Linked DNA regions of Homo sapiens: regions 1 and 3 are each linked to region 2. Evidence: chromatin contacts called from ENCODE Hi-C or POLR2A ChIA-PET data. All regions are on one chromosome and are shown on one strand. Each heading gives the region's core, a stretch centred on a gene start or an enhancer-like site at or near the end of the contact. The rest is flanking DNA. Distances are from core to core; before and after follow the strand shown. Region 1 overlaps PCDH9 (protocadherin 9). Region 2 has its middle 79 kb from the start of MIR4704. Region 3 holds the start of PCDH9-AS4 (PCDH9 antisense RNA 4).

What was found. A loop is a pair of places that touch in the nucleus more often than their neighbours do. ChIA-PET counts read pairs that join two places held with the same protein, here RNA polymerase II (POLR2A). Pooled maps may share reads with other maps.
Region 1: a map of OCI-LY7 shows a loop between it and region 2 (10-fold over the local background). The contact joins two enhancer-like sites. A Hi-C loop is called at or near these places in 1 of 168 maps with a recorded cell type or tissue (OCI-LY7), 6 of 37 single-sample maps with no recorded cell type and 4 of 50 pooled maps. POLR2A ChIA-PET finds 5 or more read pairs at or near these places in 1 of 52 experiments (OCI-LY7).
Region 3: a loop to region 2 is called in a map with no recorded cell type, with 4 times the contacts of the local background. The contact joins the promoter of PCDH9-AS4 here to the enhancer-like site in region 2. A Hi-C loop is called at or near these places in 1 of 168 maps with a recorded cell type or tissue (OCI-LY7), 14 of 37 single-sample maps with no recorded cell type and 5 of 50 pooled maps.

What each region holds. Positions count from the first base shown.
Region 1 is chr13:66,658,056-66,661,473 of GRCh38, forward strand. All of the region lies in intron 3 of PCDH9 (protocadherin 9), which reads right to left. It overlaps LOC105370247 (a long non-coding RNA gene), which reads left to right. Exons shown (of 3, transcript XR_007063818.1): 3 at 2,006-2,090. Among named protein-coding and RNA genes, the nearest start is that of PCDH9-AS2, 170 kb to the right of the region's middle. Within about 2 kb of position 1,521, at least 4 of the 41 ENCODE cell types and tissues checked have a DNase peak (open chromatin) inside an H3K27ac peak, as active enhancers do; they include OCI-LY7, where a contact is called at or near this core.
Region 2 is chr13:66,137,321-66,140,612 of GRCh38, forward strand. No RefSeq gene overlaps it. Among named protein-coding and RNA genes, the nearest start is that of MIR4704, 79 kb to the right of the region's middle. Within about 2 kb of position 1,336, at least 2 of the 41 ENCODE cell types and tissues checked have a DNase peak (open chromatin) inside an H3K27ac peak, as active enhancers do; they include OCI-LY7, where a contact is called at or near this core.
Region 3 is chr13:66,989,545-66,992,602 of GRCh38, forward strand. PCDH9-AS4 (PCDH9 antisense RNA 4) reads left to right here and starts at 1,342. Exons shown (of 3, transcript NR_046637.1): 1 at 1,342-1,555. All of the region lies in intron 2 of PCDH9 (protocadherin 9), which reads right to left.

The DNA.
Region 1 (3,418 bases), core at 271-2,770, 520 kb after region 2:
GGATATGCCTAGGTTATATGCAAGAACAATGCCATTTTCTATCAGGTACTTAAACATCTGAAGATTTTGGTATCTTCTGGGTTCCCAAAACCAGTCCCCCGATTGTACTAGTAAAACCTTGCTTTTGTTAGATTTTGGTTGTTTGAATTTTTTGTGTTGAGTGGAAATAATGAATACAATAATCAGAAACACTATTACTTTGAGATATGTTTAATTTGTAAGTAATGTTTATATCTCTTTGAATTTCCCAAGTTGATATAAAAACACATTTATTTTAGGTTAAGAGGTACCTTTAGCTTTTAAAGATTATTTATGTGTCTGTTCCAGTCTATTGCTTAAACTATAGAATAAACAATTCTTAAGGGTAATATTTAGTCATGATCATTTATTGGTTAATTTACTTTTTATTTTTATGTCCTTCCTCAAAACTTTCATGAATGTATATACATATAGCAATCAATTTTATCTTTTCTCTACAGCATTAACATGAGTTATCTTCAGATTTAAAATGCCAAAATCATTGTATTTTACAAACACAATTTAAACACTCATTTGTTTATTCACAATGTTTTCTTAAACATGTATCTATACATTCTAGGTTCAGGACATGCCACATAATCAATGTGCTAAGTAAGTATGATGTTGTAATTTAATTGTTAGAATTATTTTCTTAATGGTATATAAAATGATGATACTTTGTACTTTGCAATCTATGACTTTTCCTATCTGTTGAAATTCTATGTTGATATCCAAGAGGAGGAAAAGATCAGAACGAACATTTTTAAAGCATTTATTGTTTTCTGGTGACTACATTAAGAGTTTTATGTTTTATATCATATTCATCAAATTATGACTTAAGAATTAGTGTCTTCTTTTTGCAAAGGATAAAATAGACTTCAAGACATATAAAAACTAGCCTCCTCCAAGTCATATTTTGTAAGTACAATTGTCAGGATCAAATCCCTTGCTTATTTGCATATACTTTCTCCATTGCAAAAAACAAAACAATAAAACACAACAACAACAACAAAAAGCAAAGCCTAAATTATCACAGATGATGAGAAAATTAACCGAAATTAAAGAAATGATAATAATAACAAAAATATATTAAATGGCCAATGCAATGGAAAATCGAATACTCTTCCACTAGTTTATAAGCACCATGTAGACAAGGTCATGTTTGTTTCACTGTCAAATATATAAATGTATCCCTAGCCTTAGAACAGTGCTCAATAAGTATTGACTAAATCATAGAATTTGTCTCAAAGGCTTATTTTGTGCATGCACTAGTCATCCAAAAAGAGGTAAAACACCATTAGGTTTCATCAGACTTGATAATAAGTTTCACTACATTTTATATCCTTGGGGAGGACCAGTGCTCCAAGTCAGAATGACTTACAGAAAAACAACTGCTAAAATAGGCCTTGGAACATTTGAAACCAGATACAGTTTAATGTGGTTTATCCCTCCACTTAAGTTATGTTTGTGTGTGTGTGTTTGTGTGTGTTTGGTAGAACAAGCAAAGAAGAGGTTTGCTTAATCTTTCGCAGGTTTTAATTTTCTTCTCCAGTTTTACATCACGTGAATCCTGCTGCATCTTCCCTGAAAGACTTTTTAAACATTTTTTTTTTCTGTTACTGCTTCTGCCTGCTCAGCCTCCTTCCCCGATCTCTTAATTCTCTATATCTTCTGTTCTCAACTTAACTCCACCCATTAAATCATCAAAGAAGCTGATTTGGGGTGTGTGCCTGTGTGTGTGTGTTTTAGCTTATTTTTAGCTAGGACTAGCGCATGTACAAGTGGCCAAAACTAGTGAAGTATAACAAGTTAACAGCAGAGTCAAGGATGACACTATTTAAGGTGCCATTGCTTTGCATGACACTGAAATAAGCTTATTAACTGCTGGCGAATTCTAAGCTACACCACCTCAAAGTGGTAAAGATTTAAGTCTTTCCAATGTTTGGAGCTAAACGAATGCCTAAAATCTTTCTCTTTTTCTCTCTAGCTTTTCTCGGAGTTGAAAGTGATAACACACCACCACATGGTCAAGTGAATCATAACCTGCTGGGGCTTGAGGTATGGAAGACGAACAGTGGAGGAAAAGGTATCTTCCAGCCTGGTGAAATGCCGTGGAAATGTGAGGCCATTTATTTTTTCTAAATGCCCCAGCAACAGCTCTCATTCACTTGCAGAAGCAAGAGCTGTTCTGACTACTCACAGTATATGGTGAGATCTTTATTTCTTTGCCTTTTTTTTTACTGTGAGTTTCCTTTTTTGTCATCATTGACCTTATAATGAATCACTGCACTGTCTGAGTAATGAGGCTGCAGTAGATAAGGTCTCCTGAGAATATGAAGGAAGAAGTATGTTCAGCAACTGATTACTGACTTATCCACCTGATTATAGTGACCAATCTACTCATATATCTGATTTCAAATGCCCAATACAATGTTAATAATCTTATTAAAACTTCTTTGCAGTAAAAATCAAACTTCTTTGGTTGATGTTTTTTCTTAAATTTTTAAATTCTAAGTAGAGCAGTAGTTTTAAGATTGCACAATACAAATATTTTAGTGATGCTTCTGGAAATCCATCTAGCAACTTGTTATTTACAATATACTATTAGTAGTACATTATAAATAACTGAAATCTAAAACATAATTCATAAGGAATACAGAAAGAAAATAGAAGGGAGGATATCAGTTTAAATATCATATTTAACAATTTGATACTTGGAAACAAAATAGTTAAAATAATCAATCCCATTTTATTTTCTTTTTACATTTTATTTTCTTTTTAAGAATTTTGATTTGCTTCTGGAAATATTTTATATTTTAGTGATGTTTCTGGAAATCCATCTAGAAACTTGTTATTTACAATATGCTATTAGTAGTACATTATAAATATCTGAAATCTAAAACATAATTCATAAGGAATACAGAGAGAAAATAGAAGGGAGGATATCAGTTTAAAATAATAATTTAACAATTTGATATTTGGAAACAAAATAGTTAAAATAACGAATCCCATTTTATTTTCTTTTTAAGAATTTTGATTTGGTGACATGCTGGTTTAGCAATAGCCATAATTATGCTGCCATTTCCTGTTTCCTTTATTAACTAAGAATTTCAAGATGAAGAACCTTATTTCTTATAGAAAGTTAGCTGAGCATTTTCCTTTCCCTTGTTGGAACTGAAGAATTGAGATAACTCAGAAACCTAACACTTCGATATGAGTTCTAGTGCTAGGAGGATGAGTGTCCTTCATTTTGATCTTTGCTAACTTTAAGTGACACTTCTCATTACCCCTCACCAGCTCTTCCCCAAAGCATCCTGCCTTTTCACAAGCTGTGAATGAGAACTCTGACTGGCGTTACCAATATTGTTTGCTGAGTAATAGTTTGTTTTCAATGTGCGGC
Region 2 (3,292 bases), core at 86-2,585:
AGATTTAAGGTCTAAGTTGACCACACAGGTCAATCTTTTTCACTCCCATTTTTCACTGCTGAAATGAACAGTGTAGAACTGAAAATGAAAGAAGCAAAAGAACTGTGTTTATGAGCTTACAATTTTTGAGGAGAGTGCTTTTAAGAGACTTCAGAATGAAGTCACTGAGCAATATTACAACCATATTTTGAAAACCCTTAAAATGAACTGTTTGCAATGCTCTCATAAATGCTCTCTTCTGAGCTCAACCATTTCTGTTTTCTTTCTGCCCATGTGCTTGAATGTTGCCCTAGAGGCTAAGGAATATCAGTCATAAGCACTAGAGTCAGACTGTGGCCAGAGTTGATACCAATGTACAAATCTATCTTTCTCCATTTGAACAGCCTGCTAAGTTCTGCATGCAGCCTCTGGCTTTGAATGGTTTTTTAACTCTTCTGTAATGTATACTCTGAAAATATAAGGGCTATATTATTTTTTATCTCTCTACCCACTGGCCTTTTTTCCCTTCTATTCTCTCATTTGAATGTCCAGTTTAGATCTAATGAATCTGATGATTACCTCAAATTCCCTAACGTGAGTGTCTCCAACAATATCATGGTTCCAAGACATCTTTGTCTTCTTCTTCAATTACACAAATGACGTATTACGAAATAGAGCAAGAGAGCAAACAATAGCAATTTAATTTTAGAATAAAAGTATTGTCCAGGTTTCTCTACAGCCTGTGTTTAATCAATAACTTTAAAATAAAATAGGAGTAATAGGAGAATAAAGGCATATGATAAAGCACAAATTTCGGGTACAGAATAAAGTTCTCTCAAAGCCTTTGGCTCGGAAAAAAAAAGATAAGAATAATATCAATGATGTTGCTGACATTTTCTCTACTTTCCCTCACTGTCCACTGTTGTCTCTTCACCCTTCTAGACTGTCTTAACTATTTCAGAGGATTAAACCTAGCTGTTATACAAAAGCACATCCAGCAGACTTGGTTTTTAACCGAAAACTAAAATTGGGCAATTTTGCTACTTATGTCCACCCAAGTGTTAAATGATGTATCAGCAAAATAACCATTTGTAAACTCCCCCTTCTGTAAATGAACATTTAGAAATGCCGTGTCAAAGACAGTTCAGTTCTACTTTTTAAAAGGGCATATCCTGTTCATAAACATAGACGCCTATTCTTACTCATATCAGAATACAGACCATTACCACTGAATTGGAGCTACAGCCACACTCATAAAATAAAACTAGTGATAGTTTCTCTACTAAGAAACCAACCACACGTATAAATTCATACACATTATGTGGTTCTGGTGTCTGCCATCTGCAGCACATAAGCAAATTCCCCTAATTACTGACATCTCTCCACGAAGGCCCATGTTCTCTATGTGTGTTTTCCACTTCCCTTTTCATCAGCTCCCTTGTGGACCAAAAGCACCACTTCTGCCAGGTGAGCTTAACAGATGTCATCTTCTGATCTTGCCAGTAAAAGGTCTGTTGCTTTGTTTTTAGTTGGGATTATTTCTTGTTAGATTGTACAATGATTGTGCTTTTCAAACTGAGCCACCAGCTTGTAGCCCATGTTTCAGCATACGATCTTTATCAGAATTAGAAATTATAGTCTCAGAACACCTATGGCACACCCATAAGAGGTATATAAAGCATGCCAAAAAAAACCCCATGAAAACAGTGATGAATGAAGAATATGATGGGGCCAGATACCAAGAAATGAGAGCAAGCAGTACTCACACCTAGTGTGTGTGCAAGAGGTAACACCTAGGGATAACTCCCGGGTCAAGGCTAACAGGCATGAGGAAGAAAGCAAGGTATGTAAACTTGGAAGATGACAAAACATTTTCATAGAATATGTTTCTTTCCCGCAATTTTTCTTTGAAAATTCCAGGTTCTGCCCCTGTATGTTAGCCTTTTTTTAAAAAAACAAACAAACAAACAAAAATCCTAGTATCTGAGGCCACTGTTTCTGTCAATGAAGACTATGTTCCACTATGTACTTCCTCAAATTAACCCAATTCTTTGATGTCTACCTATATTTTTACTGGCATCTCCTTCCTGTAATAAGCATTGATTTCCTTCATTTCTACATTACCATCGTGCTTATGATCTTTACCTTACAAAGCTAAACTTTACTCAGTCATTCCACAAATATTTACAAAGCTTACAGCATGTCCCAGTTGTCCTTGACATATGTTAGCTTTTTTCTTCTACTTAGATATAAACACTTCAAGAATAGGTATTTTGCGAGATAAACGTGTTTTCATCTCTCCTGTATTCTTTAGTATAGTATAGGACACAGAGTTGAAATTTAGTATGCACTTTTTAAGAAAAAGATATGGTGGTATTACATGTAGAAAAACAGATGTAAGTATTACAATTAAAACCAAATATGGACTAAGCATATTCGCTTTATATATTGAAAGTCAGTAGGTAAAATCAGCAACAAATTTGCTGGTGAAATTGCAAATTAGGTCATGAACTGGGGCTATAATGTTTGGTATGCTAAAAAGGGAACAGATTTAAAAATCTGTCAGAGTAGAATGGTTAGGATCATAACTGTTTGGAAACAAGAAGTGAAATTAAGATAAGCTTTTATAGCATGGCTTCTAGGCTGAGGGATGGATGACTGAACAAATGGTAGTATCATGAATCAAAAGAATGGTTTTTGTTGTTGTTTTTTGTTTGTTTTTGGTTATCCTCTATCTCCCACACTAGGCTTACTTTCAGCTTCTGTACCTAAGTCTGATTTCCTGCCAATTTTACTATCCAAGATGGATAAACTTTTTAGTTCACAAATTTTTTTTGACAAATAACAAAACAGAAACCAAATGAGCACAAAGATGGATAAGACCCAGCTGTTAATTTAGTTAGGCAGATAGTATACAAGCTGGGGAAACTGACATCTGAATTGAGTGTTAAAGAACACACAGGATTGGACTGAATAGTGGATATTCTAAAAGCTAAAGGAAACTGCCTATTCAAGCCCTTGGAGCTCAGAAAGGACACATTACCTTGAGGGAAATTCCCGGATTTCAGCCTTGGATTGCTTTTCCATACCTGTTTATGTTTGTTTGTTTTTTGACAGAATCTCACTCTGTCACCCAGGCTGGAGTGCAGTAGCGCTATCTCAGCTCACTGCAACCTCTGCCTCCTGGGTTCAAGCGATTCTCCTGCCTCAGCCCCATGAGTAGCTGGGATTACAGGTATGCACCACCACCCCCGGCTAGTTTTTGTATTTTTAGTAGCAACGGAGTTTCACCATGTTGACCAGGATAGTCTTT
Region 3 (3,058 bases), core at 92-2,591, 850 kb after region 2:
TTATGAAATTACTCCATGATCCCAAGTCTTTTTTTCACTCAACCTCTTTACCAGGAAGACTTTCATCTCAGCTTCAGCTCTAAATCACTTTATTCATGAATAATGAACTAACGATCCTGTGTACTTGTGAATTATTTTAGATATCTAAATTATTGTTAAAATTTACATTCTCACTTTATGTGACAGAATGTCTAATTGAATATGCACTTGGTATAGCAGCCACTTCCTCAGACTCTCAGAGAATATTAAAGAACAGGGTGAGGTATTAGCAAAACGGGAACATAAAAAATTGAACAAAAAGGTATATTTCCTCACACTAACAGCATTTTTACCTGCACTGTAGAACAATTAAGAATTACTATTCTGCTAAGTGCCTAGGCCATTTTCTTAGAAGAAACAAATAAGCACTCTGTAACAGCACATTTCAAAGACTGATAACAAAATTTTCAGTGCATAGCAGTATAATAAATGTATCATTAACTCTTTGTAACTAACAAAGATATTTAAGATGGAAGAAAAAATGTTTTGGGTTTCTTCGTTTTGTTTTTCTGTAATTATCTGCAAAATTTTTAAAGCCTTAGCAAATTTTAATAATAGTCCAGTGAATGACCCCATTAATCTAAAGGCTAAACTGGATGAAGCCTAAATAATCATCTTGTATGTCTTTATATCTTGAGTGCTAAACAGAATAAAGTTCTACAACTTGGAATATTTTAAACAATTATAAGCAACAAACTCCAAGCATTAGCTATGCCTGGATTGGTGAAAACTTGAGTGACAGTACTTGTTAATACAGTTCATCATCTCCCTCTCTTTCCTTTGCTCAAAAGAATATAACATTTTTCATACTCTAAAAGAATATATTAAGCAAATGTAAGAAGATACATATACATATACATATAGGTTAGGTTCTTACATTTGCTTAATATATCATATTCTTTTTTATATGTAAAAGAATATATCATTAGTATATCATATTCTTGTATATACTCATATATACAGAATATGTATATTCTTTTATATATAAAAACATATATACACATATATAAAACAAATATATACATATAAACACATATATATAAAAACATGTATACATAAATATACATATATATATAATTCAGTGACAAGCACAATTGATAGCAATTTCTCACTTCAAAAATTCACATCTCTGAAGAGGGTAAAGTAGATGTTTCCACACTGAATTTCTAGTAATAATAATATTTATGTTTACTTAATTTGATGTAATCATCATCCAGCAGATAATCAATATATTTCCATCTTCCAACTCCTACTTATCCAAACTTTGACAAAAATGCTCCATGTTGTTTATAACAGATAACTTTTTCTAGTCAACAATACGCTTATTACATAAAATATCCATGAAAATGGGACCTGGGCATTATCTCTCAAGTTTGGTTTCCTTATTATTGTTTAATGTTAATTTTCTTTTCCAGAAGGCTCATCTGAATATATTTTTAATATTAGCGGGTTTTTAGAAAAAAATACGTCCTTGACTCCAACTTGCCAGTTACACATCTCATCTGGACCAGAGTCGGTAATATATTTTCTTGTTATTTTTCTGTGATACAGTGTCCTGAATCTGTCAACAGTGCATAACTTATCTCTATATATGACAGGATTAAGAGGGAGCTCCAAGACATCAGCAGGTGTAAACCCAATTTTGTAAGATCAATCCATTACTATCTAAAAACTATAAATAGAGAAGAGTAGATGAGACACATTTTTTTTTTCCATTGCAGTGGACAAGAGCAAGGCTAGTGGACGTTATAAAGTATTTGATCATGTATGTCAAGATGAAGAATGTATGAATTATGTAGTCTTACCAAAATTAACTGTCTCCTATATATGTTACCAAAAGGTTGCATACTAATAAGAAAAAATATATATTAAAGAATCATGAGAGATCTCAAAATAAAATTACTTTCTCCAGTTACATAATATTTTTGAAAGCATAATTTTGATTTCTTTATAAACTTAGAATCCTTTATTAATTCAGTTTTCTTCAAATTTGACTTATATATTGAAATTTCATTTGACTAACTACTTTTTAATTCCATTAACATTTTCACCTGAACTCAAGTCTGAAAAATAATTTTGAATGAACATTTAGAATGAAGTTGATGTGAAAACAAACAAACAGAATCCGAAACAAAATGAATTCTGTATTTCAGAAGTAAAGCACCCTTTTCATAAAGGAAATAAAATATTTTCCTCCATGGAAAATAATAGTGTTTCAATGAAGGATACTAATAAATTTCACTAGCATAAATGGAAACAAGAAAAAGATGTAACATAAAAATCATAGTGCATATTCATGATATTAAGAGAAGTCTCATGCATTAATGTTTAGGAAGGTAGATAAAGATAGATTATTGTGTTTAAGTATATGGGTTTTTTTTAAATTTAAGATCATATTCTTCCAATTTGGTGGCAGTTTTAAGTCTGTATTTGATAGAATAAATGTTTTTGTCTAATGTTACAATGAAAGGCAGTTTCATATACTCCAGATTTTTTGATAAATATATTAGGATAATGACCAGTAACCTCTACATAATGTTTTATGACTGGTGACCTAGCAGTGAGCACATTATAACCAGAGGATTCTGGAAGAAGAAAGGCAAAGATATTCCCTAGAAAAACAAATGTTTCGATCATCTCTACTGATAACTGCACTCTTCAAGTAGTTTCTGAGTACTTACTGTGTTTTACATCTATGCTAGTGGTGAGAGTGCAGTGGAGGAAAGGTACTGCCACTCTGTCAAGAACAAGCTATGGATCTAACATGATATTGGGGAAATCACCCCCTCCAGCGGAATGATGCAAGCTGAAATTCATACCAAGCCTTCAGAAATCCTGTTTGCTTTCCTTGGCAGTGCACCAGCCTGACTCCATCTAAACAATGGTCTTCTTTTTAACTCCTGTTCCTCTTTGGTGACTTTAATTCATTTATTCTTTAATATATGTCAGCACACTTCTGTTGGAAGACGAGCTCTTTTAATTTTGCAACTCTTTAATTTGTTTCCACTTCACAACTCCC